2 separate regions of the Homo sapiens genome follow, and region 1 is linked to region 2. A link is a contact called in ENCODE Hi-C data. All regions are on one chromosome and are shown on one strand. The core of a region is the stretch at or near the end of the contact, and the rest is flanking DNA. Distances in the headings are between cores, read along the strand shown.

Region 1 (3,992 bases), core at 199-2,698, 390 kb before region 2:
ACTTGTTCCACGTTTCTCTGTCAGACTTGTATGGTACTGGAAGAAAAGCCATTTTTTAAAAGTCATAGACCTTCCCTTGTCCTTAGCTGTAATAATACATCTGATTTTGGTTTCCTAAAGAGTTGTATTTCTCTTCAACCCTGTATGTACCTCTCTTGCCCACTCCTCATTCCCACTCCACTGGTCTTTCGGAGTTTGTGATTCTTATTTGAAATTGACAATATTCTCTTGAGAGCAAGTAAGATTGTTAGAATTAAATTGCAGCCATAGAGTTTTTAAATATAATTCTAAGGTCCTTGAGGCTGTTTGTAGTAACTGCTAGATAACTTGTTGGAAACATGTGCACACATTTGTATTCAAATGAAATTATAGTTTGCACTATCATCTATTAAATATCTTGATTAATTTTTTAAGAAAAGGAAAATATTGGAAAACCCCAAAAAGCAATTTTATTTTGTTTATTTATTTATTTATTTTGAGACGGAGTCTCGCTCTATTGCCCAGGCTGGAGTACAGTGGCTCAATCTCGGCTCACTGCAACCTCTGCCTCCCAGGTTCAGGTGATTCTCCTGCCTCAGCCTCCCGAGCAGCTGGGATTACAGACACATGCCACCATGCCTGGCTATTTTTTTTATTTTTGGTAAAGACAGGGTTTCACCATGTTGGCCAGGCTGGTCTTGAACTCCTTACCTCAAGTGATCTGCCTGCCTCAGCTTCCCAAAGTGCTGGGATTACAGGTATGAGCCACCATGCCTGGCCCAGATAGCAATTTTTAAAAACTTAGATGCATAATAGCAAAACGGAGAGTCATGTGGCTAATCAGCATGCTTCCATAAACACAAAGAATTCCAAAGATGATAATCCTGACACCAACATCATCAGTATTAAGGTTCTTCTAGTAATAAGGAATAAATACAAACTCTGGCTAGATTCAGAGAGATACGAGAGGAGAAAGGGGGAGAATGAATTTACTGGAAGGACACTGGAAGGAGTTCGTAAAGCTCTAGGGGCTTGAAGGGTAATTTCCTGTAGAGCATTGATTTTCAACCTTGATTACATAATAGAATCACACGGGTAACTGTAAAAAAAAAGAAAAAAGTAATGCACTGACTCCACTCAGACAAATTACATCAGAATCTCAAGGGGTAGGGCCCTTGAATAAGTATATTTTAAAAGCTTTCCAGCTGATTTTAATGCATAGCCAGGGATTGAGAACTACTCCTCTGGAATGTTAGAATTAACACCCCTCAATCTTTATGACTCCCTGGTCCAATGCTTTTAGCTCAAAATTCCAAAATTCCCAGGAGAGAGATGTAAGTGGCCCAGTTTACATTCATAGGATACCACTGAACAAATTTAGCCACTGCCAAGTAAACAAGGTCATATTGGACCAGACACAGCCGCTGGGAGTCCATGTCTGTGGGTCAGGGCAGGTTGAATTACTGTGAGCTGGGCAGCCACCCAGAAAGTGTCTATTACACCACCCATGGGTGTGATGGGAAGTTTCATGCTTAACCAGTACTCCCTTCTTCTCTGAGAACACACAGATAAAATGACAAGACAGAGTCCAGATTCCAGTAGGGCAGCCCAGGGTGACACCGAAGGGACTGCAGAGATGCTTCGTACACCCCAGCCAGTGAATGAATCCTCCTATGTTCATTCATTCAAACACCAATGTCACCTGGTAAAAGTTCTGGGTTAGAGATAGAAAAGAATGATTTGTAATTACTGTAACAAAGTGTAAGTCTCTGATCTGCTCACCTTGTAAATGTGCAAGAGCAGCTTAAGCAATAAAAGAAAAGCTCTTAAGTACATAAATCTTTCCTAGACGAGCTAGTTTATGCCAATGGTAATTTAACAGGCCGTCTTCTTCCCTAAGTAGTGTCAAGATAAACTTCAATCTGAATTTAGTTCTAACACAAAGTTGGAATTAAAGAAATTCAACCTAACTTTTTTAATGTAATAAATAAACAACTATTCCAGCTGTGACATAGATATTAAAGGGAAACACATTGCGTATGTAGAATAATTTACAAATCGAAAACAGTATATATACTTCAGAACACAAGCAAATGAGAAGTACCTGCAAAGCGTGCAGCACCAGGAGAAATCAAGGTGAGACAGCTGCTGCTTTCAAGACAGCCACCAGTTTGAATGGGTAACCAAACCTACACTCAAAGAGACAGTCAAGTATCTCAAGAGAGCATGCAATTCAGAGTCAGAATGAATGATTCATTGGTAAGGGCCACATGAGTACACCAAAATCCAGAGTAGTTTTGAATCATGAGCCCAGCCCTGGCCCCAGAGGTCTCTCACAGTAGACCATGGAATGGGCTGGTCAATCTCATTAACATCCCACTGGAATCCAAAACACACAAAAGCCTAGGGATCATGAAGGAAAAGCTGTATATTCATACTGCTTTCAGTGTGGTTCGGGAGAAAAGAGAGAAAACAGCAGAGCCCTGAAGTATCAGGTAAAGCATATAAGGGACTGTCACACAATACAGTCATCTTTGTTTGGATTCTTCCATAAGCAGAGCTTGAGACAAGGAATTTGAGTGCAAGTAATTTATTTGATAGGTGAAGGAAAACATGAGTAGGGGCATGGGGACCTGAGACCGGGAGGAGAAGACAGATAATATAGGATGCGTCATCAAGTGGGTTACCCCTATGAGCAATTGGATCTTTTTTTTATTTTTATTTTTTGTATTATACTTTAAGTTCTAGGGTACATATGCACAACGTGCAGGTTTGTTACATAGGTATACATGTGACTTGTTGGTGTGCTGCACCCATTAACTCGTCATTTACATTAGGTATATCTCCTAATGCTATCCCTCCCCCCTCCCCCCACTCCACCACAGGCCCCGGTGTGTGATGTTCCCCATCCTGTGTCCAAGTGTTCTCATTGTTCAATTCCTGCCTATGAGTGAGAACATGCGGTGTTTGGTTTTCTGTCCATGCAATAGTTGAGAAATTGGGTCTTAATGCTGCTAGGGAGAAAAATCTAGGTGAAGAACACACAGTCAGAATGATCCCACCCAGGGTGAGGGATCTAGGGTATGTATACACCAACAGCCATTAGTGATTGGTAGAGGGGTGCTGTAGGGGAAAACAGGAAGGTGTTAATAACCTGGCAATTTGGCCAGGCACGGAGCCTCACGCCTGTAATCCCAGCACTTTGGGAGGCCAAGGAGGGCAGATCACAAAGTCAAGAGACCATCCTAGCCAACATGGTGAAACCCCGTCTCTACTAAAAATACAAAAATCAGCTGGGTGTGGTGGCAGGCGCCTGTAGTCCCAGCTACTCAGGAGGCTGAGGCAGGAGAATCGCTTGAACCTGAGAGGTGGAGGTTGCAGTGAGCCGAGATCACGCCACTGCACTCCAGCCTGGTGACAGAGTGAGACTCCATCTCAAAAAATAATAATAATAATAACCTGGCAATTTAGGTCTGCTGAGCATATAGGTAGATTGGCTCCAGGAGCCAGGAAAAGCTTTCAGTGAATGGGAAGTGAGATTGGCAGTTGACTTCAGCTGGTCTATGATGAAATGGTAAGACTTGAATGGATAGGGTGAGGTCTAACAGCATTTGCTATGATTTCCCACAGTAGAAAGAGCACTAGATTTGACATGAGGATACCTATGTATGAGGCCAAGACCACTAATACCTAGTCCTGGGGATGGCGAGAGAAGCAGATGCAGATGATACATCCTTTACAAATCATAAAGTATAATATGCACACTAACTGTAATTATTAACTAAAAATTTTCAAAACTGAAGGATTATAGCTAGTATGTAGAAAAGGGAGTAGTCCCTAAAGTCACAGTCCTGTGTTCAAGTCCCAGTTCCACCCCTTCTTGACTCCAGGGCCTCATTTCAGTAACTTCACCTCTCCTTACTTATCAAATGAGGGCAATTAATAATACCTACTTCATAGTTCTATTAGGATTAAAAGCACATAAGCATGTAAACCATCTAGGACCATATCTA
Region 2 (3,696 bases), core at 69-2,568:
GTTCACGCCATTCTCCTGCCTCAGCCTCCCAAGTAGCTGGGACTACAGACGGCCACAAGCACGCCCAGCTAATTTTTTGTATTTTTAGTAGAGATGGGGTTTCACCGTGTTAGCCAGGATGGTCTCGATCTCCTGACCTCGTGATCCGCCTGCCTTGGCCTCCCAAAGTGCTGGGATTACAGGCATGAGCCACCGCGCCCGGCCGCTGTGGCCTTTTCTTAGCCTAGGAAATCTGTACTGGGAGATCTGCCAGTTTCCTTGGCCTTAATCTTCTTCAGTTCTAACAAATGTTCCCATAGTGACAAGTTGTATTAGAGTTGACGTGGGCTGCTTTCTTCCCATTCTATTCTGTTCTATTCCATGTATCTATTTATTTATTCTGTTTTACATTTAAATCTCATAGTGCTAAAGCAAACTTCTCTTCTGAGAATGCCTATTAGGCAGTTAGAGAACTGACCAAGTGACTAAATATAACTTTAAGACCTGACTTTGCTTGAGCTCTTCACCGGTTATTTAAATCTATTTAGAATTTAGCTATTTGGTTCATCTGATGGGTTGACAATTGACTTAATAATAGTTATCCTTTGTCATAGGATTCTTCTTTTTCATGAAGTATTCTGAGAGTGAAATTGGGGATAATAGGGCACTTGAGAATGGGGTTAGGGAACTGTAGATACCTGCAAATTTGCAAAATGCTGACAAACAAAAGAATGCAAACTAAAAAAGAATGGAGGCGATTTAGAAAGTTACATTTCTTTGACTCAAAGATAAGGCTTTACCAAGGAAAGCAGAAGGGTGGAATGGTTTCCTGTTTAAGTACTGGCTGAATAGGGTAGTCTGTGTGCCGTTTGTGAGAATGTTTCCTAACAGGAGGAAGTCTGCAACGCACTGCAAAACCTAACCTGATCATACAGTATTTGATACCCTCGGACACAAATCCAGGCCTAGCCAAACCTCAGCGTAACTTTGGCTCCCAGCCAGTTTGATTCCTGTAATATTATTCAGTGTGAAACGCCATCGACCAATTTTATTATTTTTAGAGAATAGGACGTGAACTGATAGCCAAATGGTAAATAAAACCCCACTCCCCCATCCAGTTTGTTGTGTACTGGGAAGCACTGGGTGTGCTGAAGAAACGACAAACAGCAGGGGTTTGATTCTTAAAACGTTCCTGTACTCTAGGTTTTTGTGTCATTGTTGTTGTGTTCCTTATTTCCTTTTTGCCATCAATGGTGGCAGTTATTGGATAGGCCTTGGCCAGCGCTCCAGGGCTGCTGCTTTGCCCAGTGACTGTATCTTTCCTGTTAGCATGCTGATCATACTTGGAAACTATGAGTCAGTGAAATGCAGCCGCTAGCAGTGGGGGTGGGTAGATTACTAGGGAAAGTGCAGCCAAGACTTCCTGTACCAACTCAGGGCCATTATCTTTGGGGGAAGGTAGGAACTCACTATGGCAATAGGAACACCTACATTCACCTGGCATTTGCTGTGTACTACATTGATTTAGGGAGGGTATAGGGGCACAAATTAAAAAAAAAAAAAAAAGAAAGAATTAAACCTTCTTTTGTAGACACCAGGGTGGAGCTTTGAGAGTCATGTTATAATATCCCTGTTATTGACACCTTCAACTTGCTATTAGTTGCTGAGACTCATTAACTATTCACATTTGTCTGCCCTCATTCAACTCCTAGCAACTGCAGTTACAGTCCTATTTAAAATAATAGAGTAAGATTGGTAACATTACTGATTTAACAGGAAATTAGAAGACTTACATTCATAGAGCTTAGGTAATTGACACCAACAGCACTTTTCTTGTAATTTATGCACTATGATTGATTTCATTCCCCTGCTAGCCCTAAAAGAATCTCTGAAGCATATTCAGCCATCAGATTACTGTGCAAAGGAATTAAATGAGTATTACCCTGCTATCTATTTCAGAGCTGGTAAAAAGTTTCTAAGTGGTTTGGAGCTCAGGAGTCAGTCTAAAATTATAATGCTATTATAAAAGAGTTCAGCTTTAGAGCATTTCTTTGTAAGTGACAACTGTGGATTCACATGAAAAGGGCTTATTACTGAAAACGAGGACAAAACTACAAGTAGGTCATTTGTTTATGATTTTAAGCGTATTTTTTTGTAAGCTATATATGTATTCCCCGGCTTACCCTAAAATACACTCACTAACCTATAACAGTTGTGTTATAAATGATCCATTTCCAGATGTTTATTTAGTGTGGTATTTGGATCATAATATATCGCCACGCTTCATGCTTCTCACCCTCCACAATATAATTAACAATGCTGAGTGCAAGAAGTCTGATAAATGAGGAGGAAATATATTATTTAAGCCATGTATTCTACTCTGGAAATTTCATGAAACACTGGCAAAGAAGAGGTAGTAAATCTACAATGTTCAAATAAATCATTATTATTATTATTATTATTATTATTATTTTATTTTGCTATTTATTGAGCAGAGTAGGCATGGTCTGGGATCTACCTGCTTATTTCTCTAGTTTCATGTTCTCTTTTGTGGGGCTGGGTCTAAGGAAACCAGTCTACACCCATAGGATTCTAGGACTCTGGGGCTCCTTGCACACAGCTCACAAGGGGACATGCCCAGAAATGGCCAGGCTCCAGGTATCCTAGGAGGAACTGACCTAAGGTAAGTCCAGTTGTTGACCTAAGGCAGTAACAGGTGTTGGGTAAAGTGCTCCTGCAAAATATTTTTAATATTACAAAGAAGCAGAATAAAGATATGACAGCCATGTGTGAAAAAGTAAAATTCTGTGAAGATTAAGACAAGAGTAGGTTTAAGTACTTTCTTAGTTGCTATTCTGGGTAAAAATTCAGCTGACAGACTAGGATGAAAGCCTAGGTACGTCAATGATTCTTTGGATTCTTCTCAGTTAACTCAGTGCTTTCTTCATGTCAGTCTTCCACTCAGAGGTCATTGTCTTTTGTTTGTTTGTTTAACTTTAACAAAGTTTATACTTCGTATTTAGGAAAAAAATCAATCCTAAAGGGCTACTTTCAACATGGCGATATACATTATTTCAGTTAAATTCTTCGAACAACCATAATATCTATTGTATACACACACATTATCTTTGCTAATAACAGCAATGCAATGAATAACTACAATAGTGATTTAGCATCAGCTCATGTTTATATAGCACTGCACCAGCACATGCATCTATTTTTTTTCTTATGTACATCTCAAAAGATACCTATGAGGCAAACAGGACCAAAAAACACTTTTTGAGCCTCTGTGTGATCCAGGCACGGTTCCAGGGTTACCTCTTTAACAGTGCCAGTACTACAGAGTTGAGGGAGGTGGGGGGTGGAGCAGAATTTAAGGAGGCCTTCACTCTCAGGGTCATGCCAGCAGAGGGTTAGCACCTGAGACCTGCCTCCTTAAATTGTGCATCCTAGGCACTTTGCTTGAAGAGACCTTCTTGATGGTGGAGTCTTGGTTGTTCTCAGGAAGGGGATGTAGGTAGCTGGTGGACAGGGGCAGAAGAGAGATTTGTCTCTTTGTCCTTCCTCATCATTTGGATTGTATACTATACACAATTGTCCACTCAAAATCAAATTAGACAGCCACCACACTTACTCCCCCATCCATACTCTCAACTGATGAACTTGTCTTCAGTGAGAAAACTGACCAATCAAAAGGCAACATGGATGAGCCTAGAG

What was found. Hi-C counts contacts between places; a loop is a spot of excess contacts on that map. Pooled maps may share reads with other maps.
Region 1: a map of psoas muscle shows a loop between it and region 2 (3-fold over the local background). The contact joins two enhancer-like sites. A Hi-C loop is called at or near these places in 4 of 168 maps with a recorded cell type or tissue (PC-9, cardiac septum, gastrocnemius medialis and 1 more) and 9 of 50 pooled maps.

What each region holds. Positions count from the first base shown.
Region 1 is chr3:176,952,448-176,956,439 of GRCh38, forward strand. No RefSeq gene overlaps it. Among named protein-coding and RNA genes, the nearest start is that of TBL1XR1-AS1, 83 kb to the right of the region's middle. Within about 2 kb of position 1,449, at least 4 of the 41 ENCODE cell types and tissues checked have a DNase peak (open chromatin) inside an H3K27ac peak, as active enhancers do; they include gastrocnemius medialis and psoas muscle, where a contact is called at or near this core.
Region 2 is chr3:177,344,478-177,348,173 of GRCh38, forward strand. No RefSeq gene overlaps it. Among named protein-coding and RNA genes, the nearest start is that of LINC00501, 52 kb to the left of the region's middle. RefSeq lists enhancers at 54-573, 1,094-1,611. Within about 2 kb of position 1,319, at least 34 of the 41 ENCODE cell types and tissues checked have a DNase peak (open chromatin) inside an H3K27ac peak, as active enhancers do; they include gastrocnemius medialis and psoas muscle, where a contact is called at or near this core.